2 separate regions of the Homo sapiens genome follow, and region 2 is linked to region 1. The links are chromatin loops, found by intact Hi-C in ENCODE. Cell type or tissue: GM12878. All regions are shown on one strand. Links, peaks and the distances in the headings refer to the core of each region. The heading gives the core; the rest is flanking DNA.

Region 1 (11,761 bases), core at 2,629-10,628:
CCCTTCATCCTTAGGTGAAAGCCAGCTGGTCCATCATGTATCTTCCATGATTCCTGGTTGATTAGTTTGTATATTGTTTGTCATACCACCATTTTTATGCCACCTTAAAGTGAGTTTTTAAAATGTGTGTGTTTCAAATATATATTTTCTCCAGCATTTTAGTTGTTTTAGTCATGAGAGTCAGGTACCTAATCTGCTATCTGATAAGAAATAGAAGTGTCTCTGTTTCCAGTATTAATCTTCCATCTGCACTTTAGACCCTTTTTTGTAGAAGCAGCCAGAGTAGGAGGATTTCGTTTGTTTGGTTTCTTGATTTCCAGGATCACAGGATCTAGTCTAATTATTTTTCAGATGCCTCCACTTAGGCTTCTGTCCCTCATCCTTCCACCCTTTGCATCAACCGTGAGTCCAGGTCCTAACCTAATACTTATAAGAGCTGTTGGAAGAGAGGCAGGGAGGTGAAAGGAAAGAGTAAGAGCAAGAGTAAGAGCAAGAGAAAGAGAGAGAAAGAAAGAGAAAGGGGCTTATATTAGCTGAAGAGTGACTGTATGTTTTTCAAATCATGGTTTTCTATTTTTTTCCATTAGTACTTTGTCTTCTAGTAAATTTTTTTATTAGATTTAAAACTGGTTTGTGCAAAATGAAAGTTTTTCTTACTGAAATTTTATTGAATAGTAAGGCTTTTATCTATTTTATTAGCTCTTAACCAACGAGTTTTCCCCCTGCCCCGAGGTCCTAGTAATTTTGTATAGCAGCAGTCTGTTTTGCCATTTTCAAAAACACCTATTAATCATTTACAGTGTGAAATTCCTTGGAAAATAATCTAAAAATAACTCTAAGATCTACATGGTATAGAAGTTTAAATTTTTGTTTTGTTAGTAATATCAGATCAGATGATGTTCTACCGTCATACTTAGCTCAGAATTCACTATAAGAATGTAACTGACTTTGGTTAATAGCTAAATCAGTAGGAACAATCAAGGACTAGAGTAAAAGAGGTATTTGACCTCAAAATCTGGAGGCTATTTGTGACTTATGATAGTTCAGTAATAAGTTATTAAGGGTGTTAGTGAGCTCAGTGAAAACCCAAAGACATAGGTCCAGGAGAAGCACTAAACGAACAAGGCTCAGCTAGCCAGCTATTGAGGAGCTGGGTGGAAGACAATCCAAAGGAACGCCGGTTATCTAAAAACATGGGACAGACAAAGCATCATTTGGGAACTTCCTGGAGCTGTCATCAAAACTGGTGATAAAAGCTGCAGTGCTCCTACTTGGAAACTTCTTTTGCTGAAGAACACAGCTCATAAACCAATGAAAGCCAATGAGAATATTGCAAGTAAAGCTATTGCCAACACATGCCACTTCCATAACTACTGGGGCAGAAAAATCAAAGCTGTAATGAGATACCACTTCATATTCACTAGAATGGCAGTCAAAAATAAATATATATATATATATATATATGTACATGTATGTATGTGTGTGTGTGTGTGTGTGTATATATATATATATATATATAACAAGTGTTAGGGAGGATGTGGGAGAAATTAGGACCCTTTACATTGCTGATGGGAATATAAAATAGTATAACTGCTGTGGAAAATGTATGGTGCTTCCTTAAGAAATTAAACATTAAATTTCCGTATATTTTTGCAATTCCATTTCTGGGTATATACCAAAAAAAAATTAAAAGCAGAGATTTGACAAATGTTTTTGAACTCATGTTCACAGCAGCATTATTCACAATGGCCAAAAGGTGGAAGGGACCCAACTGTCCGTTAGTGGATGAATGGATAAACAAAAAATAGTATATACAGACAATAGAATAGTATTTGGCCTTAAGAAGAGAGGAATTTCTGACATATGCCACAACATGGCTAAACCTTGAGTATATTATGTTAAGTGAAATAAGTCAGTCACAAGAGGACAAATGCTGTGTGATTCCACTTATATGCAGCACCTAGAGTAGTTAAAGTAGGATGGTGGTTACCAGGAGCTGAGAGGAGGGGAAATAGGGAGTTAGCATTTAAATGGATACAAAGTTCAGTTAGAGAAGAAGAAAAAGTTCCGGAGATGAGCATTGCTGATGGTTGGTTACACAACAGTGTGAATATACTTAATGCTACTGAACTGTACACTTAAAAATGATTAAATGTTTGTTTTTCTTTGTTTTTTTTGTTTTTTGTTTTTTTAGTTGGAGTCTCGCTCTGTGGCTGAGGCTGGAGTATAGTGGCACGATCTCGGCTCACTGCAACCTCTGCCTCCCAGATTCAAGTGATTCTCCTGCCTCAGCCTCCTGAGTAGCTGGGACTGTGCCACCACGTCTGGCTAATTTTTGTATTTTTAGTAGAGACGGGGTTTCACCGTGTTGGCCAGGATGATCTCGATCTCCTGACCTCATGATCCACCTGCCTTGGCCTCCCAAAGTGCTGGGATTACAGGCATGAGCCACCACGCCCATCCTTAAATGGTAAATTTTATATTATATATATTTTACTATAAATAAAAATATTTAATAAATTTAAAGTCAGGATTAGAGGACTAAGGACAATCTACATGCCCTGCATGCCCTCACAATGATTGATATATACATTGATGGGGCAAAAAAAAGCAATTTAATGTAGTAAGCCTAACAAGAAAGCTATCACTTATCCCCTAGTCCCTGTTACATTCTTATTAGTAAGATTTCTATTGCACTTTATGCCCAACAAGAGATTAGAATATACTAGTGATTCAATAAGGGTTTAATGTGCCAGGATCTCTGTCCTGTGCTGTGGGGGATTCAAAATAACTAAAATCAACCATATTTAATGTGTACAAAACCTTCATGAGAGAACATTTAAATATTACCATCCTGTATGAGAAAGTTGACAATTCAAGGTGAGCTAAATCTTCTTGCCTGCCACCTGCCATCTTCTTGCCTGTTTTCTTTCAACTTTTCCCCCAAGTCATGTGAAAATCCTTTATTCTGAGGGTGGACATCACATTTGACATGCTAAGCTAAATTATTCTAAATCAATTGCTATTAGTACGTCTCTAATGGAAGTTCCCTTAAGAAAATCAAATGAAATTTAAAATTGATTTTGTGACCAGAGCTCTGAAGCATATGATATAATTAAACAAAACATTCCTGTGTTTATATCTGGAATCTGAAAGACCAAACTGACACACTGTCAAGTGCTTTAGTTTATAAATCTAAATAGTCAATGACATGTCTGAGAAATATACGTATAATGTACATATATACGTACATAAATACATAGAGAAGATTGAATATATATGTTCCATTCATTCTCTGATCTATTTTCCCCTAAGGTGTCAAGAAGCAGTACAATTTTAGTTTATGTATTTTCCTATAGAGAAAACTTACCTAGAAAAAGTCTCTAATAAAAAGGTTGATTCCTCCTCAGTTATCTCTAGCCAACCTGTCAAGCATGTACTTTCTAATTATTCTTTCTAAAGCACACCTTTGACCATGCTACTGGCCACACAGAAACTGTCAAGAGTTCCTACTGACTTCCAAAAAAAGTTCAAACACCTCACTCAAATAGTCCAGGACCCATCTCAATCTACAATTTCTTTCTCTGAATTGTTTTTAAATTTACTGTCATCTCTATATAAAACAAAAAACTTGCCACTTCTAAACAAACCCTAAAATTTCCAATCTTTAGGCCTATTTTTATACCATTTTTCCTTACTATAATGCAACTCCATACAAATTTCATTCTTCAACATATAAATGTACTATAACCATCTTACTTAGCATTGTACTAGATATAGGAAAAAGATGTACACACTTTGGTGGACTTCCTAGTATTTATTTATAGATTAATACTAAATACCTCAAGGTATTTTTTAAGAGCTTACAAATAGAGAGGTAGGCCATCATTTCAGCTTCCTAGGAATCTAGAAATATCTGCATGATTCTATTTAAGTTTTCTTTTTTTTTCTGAAAATAAGTTTACTGAAAAAAAAAATCATTGTCATTTTATTTCTTCTTAGTTTTCTTTTTCTTTTTTGAGACAATCTCAAAAAAGAGATTGTGCCCTAGGCTGGAGTGCAGTGGTTTGACCACAGCTCACTGTAGCCTTGACCTCCCGGGCTCAACCAACCTTCCCACCTCAGCCTCCCAAGTAGCTGAGATCGCAGGTGCATGAAACAACGCCAAGCTGATTCTTCTTATTTTTAGTAGAGACGAGGTTTTGCTATGGTGCTTTGGCTGGTCTTGAACTCCTGAGCTCAAGTGATCCTCCCACCTCGGCCTCCCAAACTGCTGGGATTACAGACATGAGCCACTGTGCCCAGCCTCTTCTAGGAATTTTTACTCTGAAAGTGTAAGAAAAAACAGTATACACAAATGTTGCTATTAAATATCCCATGAACATTTATTGTATAACTTCCATGTACTTCAAAGTATAGGAGGCATTTGAAAGTGATGGAAAAATACAGAGGTTAGTTATAGAGGTTAGTAAGAATTTTCATTCTTTAAGAGTAATGAAGCATAACTATAATACAAGGTAGAAAGTGACATTGTAAAAAAAAAAAAGATTTGGCTTTGGAATTAAAAGGAAGAGATTTCTCCTGCTTGGGAAGATCCCAGAAAGCTTCACGTTAAAACAAGATTTTTCCATTTGTCTTCAGCAAGTGTCAACCACAATGAGAATGCCTTAAGACAACTAAGGACAAAATTCTTCAACATGGATCTGTTTCCATGGTGTCAATTCTATATGTTTATATAGATTTTTTCCTTGATCTTATGAAGATTTCAATAACTCTACACACACAACAGCACTGAAAACCACATTTACCACAAAATATCAAAGTTCTTAAATATTAATGATTTGGAATTACCATGTATATTCCCAGCATGGACTAGCTCTTTGTTTTTAGAGATTTGGGAAATTATTTTCAGACTATTTTCTCCTTAGAAACAATTGATGCTGTATGACTTAATCAACAGTAAATAGTTTCATGAGTAGTAAGAGAAGTGCTTATTTTCGGAACTCTGTTCTGTCTTTCACAAACTTAAAGTGCTATGGAAACTTTATGAATTAATGCCTGTTCATTTCAGGACTGCTCTTGCCCTTAGTGTATCTCTGGAAAGACATACTCCAGAAAGTGTGCTTTCCTTTTTAAATGTATATGTGGATTCCTTTGAGAAGGGGAGAAGCAATGAACAAATCCTTTTCAATTAATTAACTCCGGAATTTTGCTATTAATGAAGGATACATGAAACAAAATAGTAATTATTTGAAAAGCCAAACAAAACGATGGATTTTTAATATAGTTTAACAAATGTTTATTTAGTTTCTACAAGGTGCTACAGTTTTAGGCAAGGTAGATAAAGAAATGAAAGTGGCAAACAAGGTCCGCATTCTCTGCATATCTCATGTTCTGGATGTATGTGATATGGATTATAGGGAGAGAGGAGGCAAAAGGTAGGAGAAAAGAGGAAATAAAATACATGTAATTAACAAGGAAACACATTTTAAAACAATTTCAAATAGTGATAAGTGCTATGAAGACAATAACTTAGGGTGAGCTGATAAAGATGAAATTGGTAGAGATCTTATACTAGGTGGGTGCTATAGCCCAAAAGTTTGCGCCCCCACCCCCAGTAAATTTGTATGTTGAAATCCCAACCCCCAACACAATGGTATTAGGAGGTGAGGGCTTTTGGGAAGTGATTTGGCCTCTGCCCTCCTGAGTGGGATTAGTGCGCATATAAAATAGGCCCAAGAGAGCTTGTTCACCCTTCTACCACGTGAAGACACGGCTAGAAAGCTATGAACCAGGAAAAAGGTGGGCACCTTGAGCTGAGACTTCTCAGCCTCCAGAACTATGAGAAATAAGTTTCTATTGATTATAACCTACCTAGTCTATGGTACTTCATTATAGCAGACTGAGCTGACCAAGAATGAGCACAGAAGAGAGATAAAATAAGGAAGTGATATTTGGCCTGATTCCTAAATTATCAACTTACAAACAGCAAGACATATAAAAATTCAAGCAGTAAAGTAGCAAAGACAAAGACCTCAAGGTGGAAACCAGCTTGGAGGATTCTAGAAAAAGCAAGAAGATCTGTATAACAGAGGCATGGTGACCAAAATGGGGGTGTTGCAAGATAAAATTGTAAGAATTGGTAAGATCACGTAAGGAAGATAATTTAAGTTTGCACAGTGTACATAAACAGTTTGGATTCTAGAAAGACTGATTTGAAGCCATGATAAGGATTTTTTTTTTTTTTTTTTTTTTTTTGAGACGGAGTCTGGCTCTGTCGCCCAGGCTGGAGTGCAGTGGCGTGATCTCGCCTGACTGCAACCTCCGCCTCCCGGGTTCACTCATTCTCCTGCCTTAGCCTCCCCAGCAGCTGGGACTACAGGCGCCGCCACCATGCCAGGCTAATTTTTTGTATTTTTAGTAGAGATGGGGTTTCACCGCATTAGCCAGGATGGTCTCGATCCCCTGACCTCGTGATCCCCCGCCTCGGCCTCCCAAAGTGCTGAGATTGCAGGCGTGAGCCACCTCGCCCGGCCTATGATAAGGATTTCTGTATACCCTCACCATACGTTAGTGAAACAAAACTTTATTTTTATATTGATTCAAGAAGCAATGATTAAGGAACTCCTACATGCCAGAGTCTGAAGTTGAGGGAGAAGGTAGAGAGGAACAGACTTGGTGTTTGTCCTCTAAGAATTTATAGAGTGAGAGAAAAGGAAGTGCTAAATTCCCTAAGTACATACATTTATTCAGTATTATGGATATTCTAAGAAGGGATATAACTTCCATTGTGTAAAATCTTTGTATATGATATATCATGTAATTTTAGCTTTGAAATATAGGTATTATTTGAGCATGTTGAAATGGAAAGTGTAGGGTACTAAAAATAAAGACAGAAGGAAAAATGTAAGGCCTTTTATGGAATACAGGGAGTTTCATTTATCCATGTGTTGATAATACAGTCCGTATATGTGAGGTAGTGACAGAAAATGTATTCATTCCCTCAGTGAATATTTATTGAGCAAGTACTATGGGAAGAACCATCCTAGCTGCTCGTGAACTGTATTGAATGAAATTAAAATCTGTCTTCTTAATGGAGCAGTCCAGCAGGGGGAGACAGATAATAAACAAATGAGTATAGAATACAAGGGCGTGATATTGTAGGTGGTTAAACTTTTACGAAGGGTGGTCAATAAAGGTCTCTCTAATAAGTGGCATTAGAGAAGAGACCTGAAGGACATAACAGAGGGACTCGTGTGAACATCCGGGGAAAGGTCATCAAAGCAGAGGAAACAGTAGGTGGGCATGCCCTAAAGTGGGAAAACACCGGAAATGTTCAACAAAAAGTGTTGGCCGGGCGCGGTGGCTCACGCCTGTAATCCCAGCACTTTGGAGGCCGAGGCGGGTGGATCACCTGAGGTCGGGAGTTCGAGACCAGCCTGACCAACATGGAGAAACCCCGTCTCTACTAAAAATACAAAATCAGCCGGGCGTGGTGACACACGCCTGTAATTCCAGCTACTCGGGAGGCTGAGGCAGAACAATCGCTTGAACCTGGGAGGCGGAGGTTGCGATGAGCCGAGATCGCGCCATTGCACTCCAGCCTGGGCAACAAGAGAGAAACTCCGTCTCAAAAAAAAAAAAAAAAAAAAAAAAGCGTAAAGAGAATGTTACGGCCGGGCACAGTGGCTCACACCCGTAATCCCAGCACTTTGGGAGGCCGGAGCGGGCGGATCACCAGGTGAGGAATTCGAGACTATCCTGGCTAACATGGTGAAACCCCATACAAAAAATTAGCCGGGCGTGGTGGTGCACGTCTGTAGTCCCAGCTACTCGGGAGGCAGAGGTTGCAGTGAGCCGAGATCGCGCCACAGCACTCCAGCCTGGCAACAGAGCGAGACTCCATCTCAAAAACAAAAAAAAAGTGTAAAGAGACTTTTATAACTTAAATATTAGAAGGGAGCAGACAAGTAACAGGAGATGAGGTCAGAGAGGTGGAGTGGGAGGAGGAGATATAGACACTCAGTACCGTGTAGGTAAAAAGCAAAATGGGAAGCCATTGGACGATAATGAACAAAACAGTAGAAATAGCTGACTTTTATTTTCAAGGGACACTATGACTATGGTGTCGAGAAGAGTCAAAGAAATCGGGGCCAGGACAAAAGCAGAAAGACCAAATAGTGGGCTACTGAAGTTTTCCAGGTATGAGGTAATGGTGACTTGGAGCTGGGAGTTTATGGAGGAAGTGATGAGAATGGTTAAAATCCTGGATGTACTTTAAACTGATTGGATTTCATAATGAATCAAATAATGCACAAGAGAGGAATAAGATTGACACCAAGTTTTGTAGCCAAAGTAACTCGAAGAATAGACTTGCTATTCTTTTGGATGAGGGAGAACAAGTATTTGTTAGGCAAACTAGATGTCAGTTTTAGACATTGTCTTAGTCAGTTTGGACACCTAAAATAAGTTAACCACAGATGGCTTGAACAACAAACATTTGCATTTCACAGTTCTACAAGCTGGGAAGTCCAAGATCAAGGAACTATTGGCTTTAGTTTCTGGTTAGGCCACTCTTCCTGGTTTGTAGATGGCAATATTTTTATTGTATTCTCATGTGGCTGAAAGCAGAGAAAAAGGTAACTTTGTCTGATCTTTTAATAAGGGCATTAATCCTATCATGACAGCCTTATTCTCATGACCTAATCCAACCCTACTTACCTACAAAAGGCCCAATCTCCAAACACCAGGAAATTGGGGATTAGAATTTCAACATATAAATTTTGAAGGGACATCAACATTCAGTTCATAAAAGACATAGTAAGTTTGTGATGCCTATTTATAACTAAGTGGAGATTTTGAATAGGCAGCTGGATTATATGAGTGATATGTGAGGCTAGAGCTCAAGAAAAATGGCCGGGCTAAAAATAAAAATTGGAAAATCATCAGGAGATACATGCTATTTAATGCCTTGTCATTGGATGATATGAACAATGGGGAAAGTCTATGTAGAGAACAGAAGGCGGCCTAAAATTGAGCCCTGTGTCACTGCAAAATTTAGAGTTCAGAAAGAAAGACAGAATGAGCAAAGGAGAAAAGAAATGCCAGTAAAGAGTGAAGTAATAGGAGAGTCAAAAGAATTAGAATCCCAAACACTAAGTGAAGCAAAGAGAAAGTGGTCATCTATAACAAATACTCTTAAGTAATTTGAGAACTGAAAAGTGATCATTAAATTTAGCAGTGGAGAAGTAACTAGTGACCTTAACAAGAGGAGTCTGAATAGACTGGTAAAAGTTAAAAGTTCAGGAAAGTAGGGCCAAGAAAGAAAAATTGGAGAAGAATTAGTGAAGATTAACTCCTTCGGGGTCATAACAAGTGGCAAAGAAATGGGAGAGTAGCTGGAAAAGAAGAAATGGACAATAAAAGATTTGTCTGAGACAGGAGATAGGTTAATATAATTGTAGGCTGTTGGCAATGGCCCAGTTGAGAGAAATGAGACAAGGAGAATTGCAGAAGTGATGTATTGAGTGCAAAGCTTATGTATAAAAGTTGGTATCTAATGCATTAATGGTTTATTCATACTTATAAGATGGAAAGCAGAATGTATTTGTATTAACATTCACAGGTAAGTAGATATGGTAATGGAAACTTGCAGAAATTCTTTTCCATTTCCTTTTTTCTTCTCAGTGAAAGAGAAAGCAATTTTATTAGCTGAGAGTTAGCCTGGGAAGGAAGTGATTGTGGTAGTTTGAGGAGAGAGAAGTTTTAAGAGTCCTCTAAAGGAGAAAGATAAAGAACGAAGTACTTTTCCCTAAATGGATCCTGGTTCAGAACAAAATGTCTACTTGAGATTAGTAGGCATGCATTTTAAGGGGTATCATTAAGTAATGTGTGTATGTTTTCCTCCAGCATGACTTTAGGTCAACATAGGAGGAGCCCTGAGTTTAATCAACTTCAGTTTTGTAAGATTAGTAGGATGAGAAGGCCAGTATGATGCATGGATGGACTCTAAGCTTGAGAGGGACAAGATGGGACATAAATTTAGTGAGCCAGAGGTGGTGAAGATGTTAAAGTGATTGATATTAATAAAGTCTAGCTATGAATACACACATATCCAAAACTAAAGTGGCTATTCCTCTTGTTTCCAACTCAGGAATAAAAGGTAAAATCTAGTTTTTCAAAAGAGAAAGTGGTGAAACCACTAGTATGTTAACATCTCTGAAGTAAACAATCATATTGAATGCTAGTACATATAAACAGATTTTTAATGGCAGCATGGAACATTGCTGGCTGGTCTGATTAGCATAATTTTGTTCGTGTTCAGTTCTTACTGAATATATTTCATTTGAATTCAGAGGAATAAGTCAAAACTTTAAAACAAAGCCAGCATGCTATTTCCCTGTTTATATGTTTATACAATTTTTGTGACAAAGTGTTGTGACAAAACCACAGCTTTCAGTGGGTGCATGGAGGTTTAAGTGGTTTCATCTCAAACTGGAACCAGATGTGAGAAGTGGTGAAGTTACCAAATGTCATATTACAAAACCAAAACAAAACCGCTGTTCAATGTCTTCGTCTTTGCAAAGCACCAAAATGATGTGTTTCAAGGATCAGCAAAGATCTGAATGAAATTTGTCTTCAGTGGGAATTAGGATTTAATCCAAGACCAGTAAAGGATTAAATTGTCAAGGGATTTGGGTGAAATATGTGTAGATTTCAGAGGAAACTGTGTCAACTGTTGACCAAACTCATGGAACCTGATGATTAATCATGTTGAAGTCTTTTCACTGTTCTACAAACACCGTGCTTATATCCACTTTGACATTCTGCTTCTTTTATATCCCCTAGTGAAACTACTTTTTCCTTTCATCGGTTTCATTACTCCTCATCATTAATGATGCAACTCAAATTCAGTTCTCGTATAACACTTTGCATGCATACTACGCTCCTTTCTGTAGATGATCTAATGATCAACTAATCCCCATTTTTTTATAAAAAGGCAAAATATGTCACTCTTTTCTGTAGATTATCTAATGATCATCTAATCTCCTCATTTTATAAATGGGCAAAATATGTGTCAGAGATTCAAAGACTTGGAAAAGTCACATAGCTTACTTGAGGTTTATGATTTCTTTAAATTCCTAAAACTTTATCTGTAACACAATCTTTATCTTAACTACCTGTTTATAAACATCCAATGTGTGAACAATGTAATCCTGTGTTGAATATTAGGGGCACTACCCATTAAAAATCCTAAAATGTGAGCAATATTTCTTGAGTGCCACAATCTGTTCTCTACATTGGTACTTTTATCATAGGCCCGGAAATATGGGAAGAAATAGCACTACTTCCCATGTTTTTTAAACTGGAATTAGATCTGAAATGAGCACTTTGGTTTGACAGGTTCTCTAATATTGCCCTATAAACTATTTGTATTATTGTGGTGTTTTAGTTCATTTTGACTGCTTTAACAAAAATGCCAAAAATTGTGTGGCTTATCAACAATTAAGACATATTTCTCACAGTTCTGGAGGCTGAAATGTCCAATATCCAGAAACCAGCATATTGGTGTCTGGTGAGGGCCCATTCCTCATAAAGGATGTCCTCTTGCTGCATCTTTACATGGTGAAAGGGACTAGCTAGCTCCCTGGAGTCTCTTTTTTAAGGGCACAAATCCCATTCATGACGATTCTGCCCTCATGATCTATTCACCCGCCAAAGCCCTATCTTCTAGTATTATCTCATTGGGGACTGGGTTTTA
Region 2 (11,761 bases), core at 2,433-10,432, 110 kb after region 1:
GCCAGTACAGTCACTTAAATCTCATTATGTGATTCCAGTACTCATGGTTTCTTTCTGAATGCCTGTCCATGTGGCTAATTCCTTGAGATAATACATCAGAAGCTGACATTATGCCTAATCAGCACCTTCATCATAAATTGAGCAGAATCTGTTGAAAAGTGAATTATCACTTTTGAGACAGAATCCTAGAAGTCAAAAGTAAACTTTCTGCTAAGTGAATTAGCACTTTCTTTTGTTATTCAAAACTACCCCATTTATTAAGTGGTAACCAATTGTTTCTGTCCTCTATGTGAAGGAACTCCTGTTAGGAAAAAAATTGGCTTTTGCCCAGCCTTTTATTCACTCCTTCCCAGGGAAGGAATGGCCACTTCTCTGATTGGTCAGTTTGGGAGGAGTAGTTGAGCCTGTTCAGGTTATCGGCTTGCTTCCTCTTTTTATTGGAAAACAATGACTAGTTATAAAAGTCTGTCTAATACAGGGAGAAAACAACAGGAAGCCCTGTGAAATTCAGATGTAAAGACACACTTTATGTTCAGCTTGATCAGCAATAAAAATGACATTTTGTTTACTATACATTGATCACTCATATTTTATTTCTCTACTGTTTCTGAATGTAGAATTGAGAAAAAAAGCCATTATGTTTTGGTTCCTTAAAACCATATCACCATTCAGATTTAATGTGCTCCTTCATCCTATCATTCTGGAATTTGAATTTAAATTTTAACATGGTTTTGTACACTTTGATTATTTTCCTTCTCATCCTTCACAGGTTCTTGCCAAGTCCTTCAGCTTGGTCTGTTCTCACATGTCAGTCCTTCCAAGGTTGTATATAGTGATATCTATCCTAATGTAAACATTTTAGTTTTGCATTTTAATTTTAAATTGCAGTAACCAAGATTGCAGGATTCATGGATGATCATTTATTTTTTCTACATGCTCCTTAAGTTTTTCCTAAGTTTTCTAAGTTTTTTCTAGAACCCCCAAATTGGGTGTGGTCTCTTCTCTCACGGAATCTCAGAGCACTGTGAATCTCATGGTATTAGATATCTATTGCTATGCAACAATTACCTAAAATTGACGACAATAAACATTTTTGTTCTCACACACTTTTTGTGCATCGGAAATCCAGGAAAAGCTTGACTCATTTTTTTCCAGCTCAGGGTCTCTCTCAAGGTTACAGTGAAAATGTTGGCCAGGGCTTCAGTTATCTGAAAGTTATACTGAGGCTGGAGTATTCACTTCCAAAATGGCCCACTCACTTGGCTGAAGGCAGGAAGTCTCTGTTCCTCACTGGCTGTTGGCGAGAGGCCTTAGCTCTTTGCCATGTAAACCTCTCTAAAGGGTTGTTAGCATGCACTTAGGAAATGGCAGCCAGCTGCCGCCGGAATAAGTGATCCAACAAAGTGAGGCAGAAGCTGCAATAGCTTTCATTACTTCCAACAGTGTCATTTCCACAATAGTCTATTGATTAGAGAAGTCAGCCCTATTCAATGTGGAAGGAGACTACATAATGGTAGAATTATTGGGTTCCACCTTGGAGCCTGGCTAGTACACTCATGTAAGGTTTATACTATAATAATTAACTTCCCTGTTTTACTAATCTAAATTACTGAACTATTTGAAAGAACATTCTTTTTTAGCTATTTCTGTTTTCTCTCATTTTGGATAGAACTCAAAGTTGGTGGAGCTCTGTGCCTTGACTTTTTTTTTTTTTTTTTTTTTTTTTTTTTGAGACGGAGCCTTGCTCTGTCGCCCAGGCTGGAGTGCAGTGGCGCGATCTCGGCTTACTGCAAGTTCCGCCTCCCGGGTTCACGCCATTCTCCTGGCTCAGCCTACCTACCGAGTAGATGGGAATACAGGCGCTCGCCAGCACGCCCGGCTAATTTTTTTTGTATTTTTAGTAGAGACGGGGTTTCACTATGTTAGCCAGGATGGTCTCGATCTCCTGACCTCGTGATCCACCCGCCTCGGCCTCCCAAAGCGCTGGGATTACAGGCGTGAGCCAACGCGCCTGGCCAGCTCTGTGCCTTTCTTAAAGGAGGACTAGCATTTTAGTGCCCCTTTAAGTTGTAGTAGTGAAATCAGACTATTGATTTTAAGGAACATTTTCCACACTCTGATTCCAAGTTTCTTTTCTTGGAACTCGAAACTATAAACAGGATCATTAAAAGTTATTGTATCCAACAAATGGAAGGAAAAAAAGTTTTAATGACACCCGAAACACCTATTAAGAACAATCAAACAACATCTAGACATGGAAATTTTCAACGAAGTGCTATTCTGTAACATAAGCCTTACAAGTTTTAAAGGCATGGTTATCATACAAAACATGTTCTCAAACTACAATGTGATTAAATAAATAACAGAAGGATAACCAAAAAGAAGGTGCAATTCTCAACTCATTTAATGAGAATAACATTATCTAAACACCAAAACCACATATGGAGAGAACAAGAAAAGAAAATTGTAGGACAGCCTCATTAATGACTACAGATAGAAAATTCCTACCAAAAAAAATAGCAAAACAAATAGCAATGTATTTAAAAAAAAATACCATTATCATGTTGTTTATCACAAAAATACAATATAAGCTTAATTTACTTTGAAAATCAATTAATGGAGTTAACAAATTGAAGATATAAATCACATCATCTCTATAGATTCAGAAAAAGCATTCAATAAAGCTAAACCCCCACCTATGATTGAAATCACTAGTAAATTAATAATAGAAGGAAACTTTTTTTAACCAAGTAAGGGACACCATTAAAAAATGCCTACAACATATATTCTTAAATGATGCCACTTACAACCACAAAAAGGTCTTTTGGAGAACATTTTAACAATTTATTTGAAGACATTAAAAACACTCTAAATAAATGATCTTGGATAGTAAGACTCAATATCATAAAGATTTCAATTCTTCCCTAAATGAATTATACCTGGATTCAATACAATTCTAGTCAAAGCAGCAATAGGATTTCTATAGAACTTGACGAGCTGAATCTAAAATTTCTGAATCATTAGGCATGAATATAGATTTTTTTAAAAAGAAACATGATTTTTTACTCACCCCATAAATACAAATTAAATTTTTTCTTGTTTATTTTGTTTTGTGACGGGGTCTCTTTATATTGCTCAATCTGATCGGAACTCCTGGACTCAAGGGATACTCCCTCCTCAATCTTCCAAGTAGCTGGTCGTACAGATATGAGCCACTGTGCCTTGCAAAAATTAATTTCAACGTATTAAAAACTGAAATGTAAAAGGCAAAACTACAAAAATATTTTATGACATAGGAGAATATCTTCATAATATTAGGGTAGAGGTGATTTATTACATGAGATGCAAAAATATTGATGTTTTAAAACCACATCAAAGATTTTTTAAAAAATCACAATAAAGAAGATGAATCACAGATGGGAGTAGATATTTGAAATTTATAACTCTCAAAGTCTAATATTCAGAGTATTCAAAGCCCTCCTACAGATAAATGTTTAAAAGAAAAAAAAAACATTAGAAAAACAGGCAGCAGATTCAAACAGGCACTTTCAAAAGAAGAAATCCAAGTGGCCAATAAACAAATGAAAAGCTGAGCAACATCATTAGTATTCAGGGAAAGTAAATTAAAACCACAGTGGGATATGATTACCAAAGCATTAGGCTGGCAAAATTAAAAATCCCACAATACAAGGATTAGCATAAATTTGAAATAATAGGAACTATCATACACTGCTCTTGAGTTCGTAAATTTGTACAATAACTTTGGAAAATAATATGACACTATGTAATAAAATTAAGTATAAGCATAGCTGTCAATTATACTACTGGGAATATATTGTAGAGGAATCCTTACTTGAACACCAAAGGCAGGTACAGCTGAACAGTACATAACAACAACAAGTAGAGGAAATACCTCAAATTTCCATCTACAGTAGGATGGATAAACAAATGGTTGTGTATTCACACAATGAAATATTATACAGCAGTAAAATAAAGGAACTACAGCTCCACATGTCATCTTGGAGAAATCTCAAAACACATAATATTTGCTGAAAGAAGTGGAGAAAAATTCATATATAATTTTTGTCCCAGCTTGATGGAGCTATGATTGACAATATAAATTGTATAAATTTAGGGTGTACAGTATGTTCTGATATATGTACACATTGTGAAATGATACCACACTCACATATCTATCACCTGACAGCTACCGTTTTTTGTTTTTTGTTTTGGTGAGAACACTTAAGATCTGCTCTTAGCAAATTTCAAGTATACATTATTATTAACATCATTAATAACACAATAATTAATATTTACATTATTTACATGTTAATATCAACATTATTAACTATAGTCACAATGCTGTACATTGTTCATCGTACTCAATTCCTTTTAAGTACAATTCTGGAACTATCAAGAAAACAACAGATTTTTGAAGAATACATATAGATTCTAAGATTATGAAGGAAATCAAGGGAATTATTAGACCAAAATTTAGTCTATGGATTACTCTGGGACTGAGCCATGAGACAGCTGCAGTTTGGGAGAAGGAATACCAGAATTTCTAAAGTAGTGGTAATGCTCTATTTCTTATGCTGGGGGCTGGGAATAGGGCTGTTCATTTTTACTCTCTTTAAATTGAGCATAGACAAATGTATAGGTTCTGTATGTGTGAAGTGATTCTCAATAAAAAGTTTAAAAACATTTTTCCACCTGCTGTTTTTTGGAATGTAAAATACCTTTAGAAATGGAGTTATCCAAGATTATAAATGTTAAAGAAAATCCTGTTTCACATAGGAAGTTTAGATTTTCGTGTGAAAATTAGTTTCATTTAAAATAAACAATCTAATCATTGTGATTGTATTAAATTGATAAATATTCTATATCCTTAATCTACTTTACTTACAGAATATTTCAGAATGGAAAACGTGGGTTGTTTTAAATGCATATATCATATAAGCCATGTCATACCATTATTTTGTCACAAGAGGGACTAGATAGTCAAAAAGTACAGCTTTCTCTTTTGGTTTCAAGATTATATTCTCTATCTAACATTAATTTTTCATACACTACATTCATGCCAGTAATGTGTTTTAGAATGTAGCACCATTATATATATATTATAAATATAATATAAATATATTTATATTTCATATATAATATATATATTTCATATCAACAAAAATGTTAACTACTAGCTTTCTGTTTCACTTCTGATGGATATAGATTGTATAGAAAGTATTTAACCAGGCTATTATGGTTTCTGATTATGTGCTTTATGAAAATTATTTTTATTTTGTATTAGTACTAAAAATTTTAAAATGAATTGATTTTTATATATATATTTGTTTTATTTATTTTTATTTGATGTCCAGATATCTATAAGCATTTGCAACCAATCCACAATTTGATAAGATGAATCAAAGTAATTATGAATTTGTTGCTAGGGTAAAACCATGAGTTACTATTTTATCCACTTGACCAGTAGTTTTCACTTAAACTCTGCTCTGAGGAACCTATGGTGTTTCTGGAAGGTCTGTCAGGGGCCACTATATATTGTGTAGGAGGGATACTTTTTTACTGGGACAATTCTTTACTTAACTTTTCAGATATTGCTCTCTTTTATAAAGCTTTTATCTATAGAAATAACTACAAATTGAAAACCACTGGACTAGACTGGTAGGAAAAATTAGTATCAGTTGAAATGTATGAAATGTTTTTACATGTGTTACCTGATTACCACTTTTCAATGTAAAATGTGAACCCTGAGAGGTAACCTTTGTCTTATTCACTGTAGTATCCCCAATGCACATAACAACACATAACACATGGTTAAGTCTGTGTAATACATGGTAATGCATGAAACAATCAAATATCACTTAACAAATAAGTTTGTTAAGTGAATAAACAGCTCCAGAAGATAGGCATAGCAATTATTATCTGAATTTTATCAAAAAGGAAAGAGTAGCTTAGAATAAAAGACTTGCAGAGGGTCATACTATCAGTAAGTAAATCAAGTAGAACACAAATCCTCCATCTCCTGGTTTCTAATACATTTTGGATCAAATCTGGGGGAAAGGAGGTGAGGAGAGAATGGGGAAAAAGGAAAGAAAGGAAGTAAAACAGAATTTATTTTGCTTTCCACTATACCGCAGCTGCCTCTTATTTGATTGAGCAGGGAAAGATCAACTGTAGTAAAGCAAAAAAGAAAAACACATTTTCACTTATTTACCTTCATTTTTGAGAAAATAAATTTTGGTAGGAGAGACCAAAGAATGTTCTGTTTTAATCATACGTATCTCGAAAAGAGTAAAAGAGGCCGGGCACAGTGGCTTACACCTGTAATCCCAGGACTTTGGGAGGCCGAGGCGGGTGGATCGCCTGAGGTCAGGAGTTCGAGACCAGCCTGGCCAACATAGTGAAACCCTGTCTCTACTAAACATACAAAAAATTAGCTGGGCGTGGTGGTGGGCGCCTGTAATCCCAGCTACTCCGGAGGCTGAGGCAGGAGAATTGCTTGAACCCGGGAGGCAAAGGTTGCCGTGAACTGAGATTGTGCCATTGCACTCCAGCCTGGGCAATAAGAGCAAAACTCTGTCTCAAAAAAAAAAAAAAAAAAAAAAAAAGAGTAAACGTATTATTTTTTCATGACATCATCTATTTCTAAAGGGAGTTTGGGGAATCAGTGCAGGTATCATGTGACTGCTTTCCCCAGCCGCTATTTCCTTCCCTTTCTTGTGAGTCCTTCAAACATCTGAGAGGGTTGGTTTTTCACTTCCTCTCATTCACGTTGTTGGCAGAACTCAGTTCCTTACAGTGGCAGGACCAAGATCCCCATTTGCTTTCAAGAACTAGTAGGCCGGGTGTGGTGGCTCACGCCAGTAATCCCAGAACTTTGGGAGGCCAAGGTGGGTGGATTGCCTGAGGTCAGGAGTTTGAGACCAGCCTGGCCAACATGATGAAACCCTGTCTCTGCTAAAAATACAAAAATTACCCAGGCATGGTGGCACGCACCTGTAATCCCAGCTACTCAAGAGGCTGAGGCAGGAGAATTGCTTGAGCCCAGGAGGCGAAGGTTGCAGAAGCTGAGATGGTGCCACTGCACTCCAGCCTGGGTGACAGAGCTAGACCCTGTATCAAAAAAAAAAAAAGAAAGAAAGAAAGAAAGAAAAGAAGAAGAGGAAGGGAAAGGTAAAGGGGAAGGGGAAGAGGAAGAAGAGGAAGAGGAGGATGAAAAGGAAGAAGAAGAGGAAGAAGAAGAAGAAGGAGGAGGAAGAGGAGAAGGAGGAGAAGGAGGAGAAGGAGGAGAAGAACTAGAGGCCACAGCATTCCTTGATTCATTATCTAAGCCTTGATTCATGGCTCCATTCAAAGCCAGCCATGGCGGTTAAATCCTTAGATTGCTGTTCTCTGACTCACTCTTAGTCAGTGATTAGCAACTTTTATAGACTGGTGACTAGATTGGCCCAACCAGATAACCCAGGATAATCTTTTCATCTCTAGGTCCTTAACCTTAATCCTGTCTGCAAAATGCATTTGCTATATAAAGTGACATATTTATAATTGCTGGAGATTATGAAGTGGACATCTCTGAGAAGTCATTATTCTGACTACCACGAGGAAAATAACTGCGTAATTAAGAATCTATATATTTACTTTATGTGGACAAAGATAATTTAAAATGTAAAGGAGACAGTTTTTCTTTTCTTTCAATAGTCATTATTTATAATTACACCAAAGACATAGAGCATGACTGATAGGCATGGTTTCTTATGACTCTAAACCATAAAATTTATATTAATTTTACAAATAACATGTTTCCTATTTGGTTATCAAGTTGAAAAATATGTAGTTAATTTTTCATCAAGAAATGTAGAAGTGCAAACAATAGAACACCACTTAAGAGGATATGTTTTTCAGGAATCTGAAGAAGGGAGGCAAGGGTGTAGCTAGAGTAAGGATAAGGATTAAATACTTTTTTCCTAGTTTTTTTCTCACCGAATTGATCAAATTTTTATCTAGGAGAAAAAAAAGATCACACATATAGTCGATACAGATAATAAGAGCCAACCTAGAAAGGAAGATGGACGTAAATCAGCAGAAAAGAAGGTTGAATAAGTTGAAATATGTAATATGGCCCTATTTCTGTAATATTGTTTGAGTATAAACACCGTATCAGGTTCCATGTCTATTTTTATTAGCCTTTTATACAACAGCACCAAGCACAGCATCTGGCACATAGAAGGTATTAAGTAAATATTAGTTGTCCTTAAATACATTATTTTAATTAGAACTTATCAATGTTTATAGATTTTTTCAATGTACAAGGTACAACAATAAAAATCTCTCATATTCTCCATACTTTCCCAGACTTTTTCTTCCCCCTGATCAGAGTCTCGCGTTGTCGCCCAGGTTTGAGGGCAGTGGTGCGATCTCGGCTCACTGCAAACTCAGCCTCCCAGGTTCAAGCGATTCTCATGCCTCAGACTCCCGAGTAGCTGGGATTACAGGAACACGCCACCATGCCCTGCTAATTTTTGTATTTTTAGTAGAGATGGGGTTTCACCATGTTGGCCAGGCTGATCTCAAACTCCAGACCTCAAGTGACCTGCCCACCTCAGCCTCCCAAAGCGCTGGGATTACAGGCATGAGCCACTGCGCCGGGCCTCCGAGACCTTTAATAAGTTATTTACTTCATAGTAATATCAGGAGCACCGATATGACTGTGTAGTCAAGGAAAAAAAATGACATAATTATTTTCCTCTACTATTTACGTTAAATCATCATCAATCTGAGAATAGTCAGTTATAGGTTTTTGAGGGAAAAGGCTATTTATGACTCATTTCTTCCACCCAAAACAGCCACAAAAAGAACCTTTCTACATATCAGGTACACAGTAAATTATAATAGAAAAAACAATTAGATCATAATAAGAAAAGCCTCGAGGGCATTGAGGTTTTCATTCATGTTTAGCGTTTAAATTAGTATAAAGTAATTATTGGTAAATAAGTATAGTTTAATAATATAATACTAGTAATTAGAAAAGAACTAAAGAAGCTATTGAAAATGTTCTGAAGCAAATATTTTCTTGACTGTTTAAACTGCTGAAAATTAAGTTGTCTTGTTAGATACTAAGTCCTACATCACTGAGCTTTTCAAGCAATGAAGTATATCATTATTGGTCAAAAAATTGAAGCAGGCCAGGCATGGTGGCTCATACCTTTAATCCCAGCAGTTCAGGACGCCAAGATGAAGGATCGCTTGTGCTCAGGAGTTTGAAATGAGCCTGGGCAAGATGGCGAGACTCCCATTTCTGCAAAGAATTCAAAAAAATTAATCAGACATGGTGGTACACACTTATAGTCCCAGCTACTTGGGAGGCTGAAGTGGGAAGATCACTTGAGCCCTGGAGGTTGAGGCTGCAGTAAGCCATGATCACACCATCGTACTCCAGCAGAAATCCTTACATTTGGTGGGAGAATAACCTTTTAAGTTTATCTCTCATTGCAAAAGTGTTTGTCTGCTGGCAATGTTCTGTTTCTTGGTCTGGGAATTTATTACACTTAAAATCTGTATATGTCTAATATTTTTATAATATGCCCTCCTTTCTGACCTCTTTTCTGCATGTATATTTTGTCAACAATAAGCCTCACAATTTTATAAGCCAGTTACCTTTTCTGTGAGATAAATCACTGATTTACATAGGCTTCTTAGACTCTCCCTGCTGTCTCTTTCTTCATAAAGATTCACACTTCTCTTAACTCCAAGGCCAGTGAAAGTTATACGATCAAAGCTCTGGATCCTCTCTTGTTAGGATTTTGGCTTGATAGAACTAAGTGATGATAATATTAGCAAATCAAATTGAAAAGTTTCTAAAATGCATCTTATTTTTAAAGGGGTAATTGATAGAAAATATAAGCTGGAAGTTATATTAGACCTTTGGTAGTACTGTGTGGACTTTTTATACTTCATTTTAATAATGAAGATGTTTAATTTATTTCAAACAGTATTTAACAAAGAGAATATAAGCAAATGTCGACCATCACATACAAAGCTTCTCTGGGTGGAGTCTAAGGGAAGACATGAGAGGTATATTTACCTCTACATTCAGTCTTAGCATCATACTCTTTCCTCTCCCACCATCATCCTTCTTTAGATGAGCCATTCTGAAGCAAAGTTTGTGAAAAACTACTTATCCAGTTTAATATTCACAAAATAACAGAAAAATAAAATTTGAAGGGGGACGGGATTTTCTCAAACTAAAGCACTTAGTTGGCAGATTCGTATGCTGATAAGACCTGGCTTTTGGTTTGGTCTATTTGAATTTGAATAAGTTAACTTCTCTAAGCCTCAGTTTCCTCATATGTAAAATGGAGCTAATAATATCTACTCCCACAGATGTTGAAAATATGAGATAGTGTCTGGCACATAGTGAGTACTGGTGAGTGGGAACTATCATGTTTATTCCAACTCCCAAAGAAAGCCCCCAGAGCTACATAAAATAAAGAACAAAAATAATGATCAATAACTTGCCCTTTAGTTTAAAAATGTCCTCCTTGGTTTGTTTCAGGAAAGTAGTAGATCATCCAAAAAGGCGATTTGGTATCCCCATGGATCGGATTGGTAGAAACCGGCTTTCAAATTCCAGAGGCTAATTGATTCCAATTGTGAGTACAATTTGAATAAGTAACAGTATATGCAGGTATTTGATTAATATTTCACAATGGACTAATCAATCCATTCTTGCTTATAAATCCCCCTTTTGATTTCCTAGCTTATCAGTTCACTTTTTCAATCATTTATGTATGCAATGAGTATAGTATATTAATGTTAAATAACTTAAATGATATTTAAAAAGCAAAAGAATGTCCTAGTTCTGCTTCACTCTCCAAAATTAATGATTTAGTTGTTTTCAGACTTCTATGTAATTAACCATTGAATATTAATATGCACACAAGGGTTAAAGTTCTAGTCAATATATTAAATCACCTCCATAAATATATAAAAATCCTTGCGTTATGAAGAAGACACATTCAAGTGATACACATCATTTTGTTGTCAATAAGTACGTTATTAGAATTATGATAATGTGGAGCATAGGGGAGAAAATGCACAGCAGAAAGAGCATTAGCCATGGAATCAAAACACTTTATCCAAATCCTGATTCTTTCATTCATTCATTATCTTGTTTCTGTTAAGATAGTTTATTTTTCTACAGCTTGTACATTTAAATAATAATGTAGTGGTATTCTGAAGATTACATTAGATGTTTGTAGTGGGCCTACAATATATTGGATACACAATACATGCAAGTGATAGTTTACATTACAGTTCTGAAAATTTACTCTGTTCCAGGCCTTATACTTGGCACTTTATGTGCATTGCTTCACTTAATCATTTTATTTCATAAAGCAATACTATCACTATCTCCAATATCTTGAGAATTATTGATGTATAAGGGTTAAAGGTGCCAGCTAAAGAGATCAGGCCTTATGGGTTCAAATCCCAGGTCATCTATCAATATTTGCTAGCTATGGGAACTTATTTAAATTCTCAAACACTCCTTCATTAAATTAGAATAATAATTTCTACCATATAGCATTGTCCTGAGGATTAAATAGATACATATTAAGCACTTATAATAGTACCTGAGATGTTAATTTATTAATAAGTATTAGTTAATATTATCATTATACAAATAAATGGAAAGCTTAGAAATATTAACTTACAGTGCCACATAGAGTATAAGTGGTACACATAG

The links. Hi-C counts contacts between places; a loop is a spot of excess contacts. Peaks named below come from ENCODE experiments on the same cell type or tissue, not always from the same donor. Only the 100,000 strongest peaks of a DNase experiment are listed, where the experiment ranks them.
Region 2: a loop joins it to region 1, with 6 times the contacts of the local background. A loop is called at or near these places in 7 of 110 quality-filtered maps.

Annotation. Positions count from the first base shown.
Region 1 is chr3:191,129,435-191,141,195 of GRCh38, forward strand. No RefSeq gene overlaps it. Among named protein-coding and RNA genes, the nearest start is that of OSTN, 64 kb to the right of the region's middle. In GM12878, for the core only: a CTCF peak has its summit at 7,105 (motif pointing right); a DNase peak (open chromatin) is centred at 10,507.
Region 2 is chr3:191,239,467-191,251,227 of GRCh38, forward strand. It overlaps OSTN (osteocrin), which reads left to right. Exons shown (of 5, transcript NM_198184.2): 4 at 10,571-10,667. The coding sequence ends at 10,655. Among named protein-coding and RNA genes, the nearest start is that of OSTN-AS1, 11 kb to the left of the region's middle. In GM12878, for the core only: no CTCF peak of the experiment used is centred there; DNase peaks (open chromatin) are centred at 6,785 and 8,785.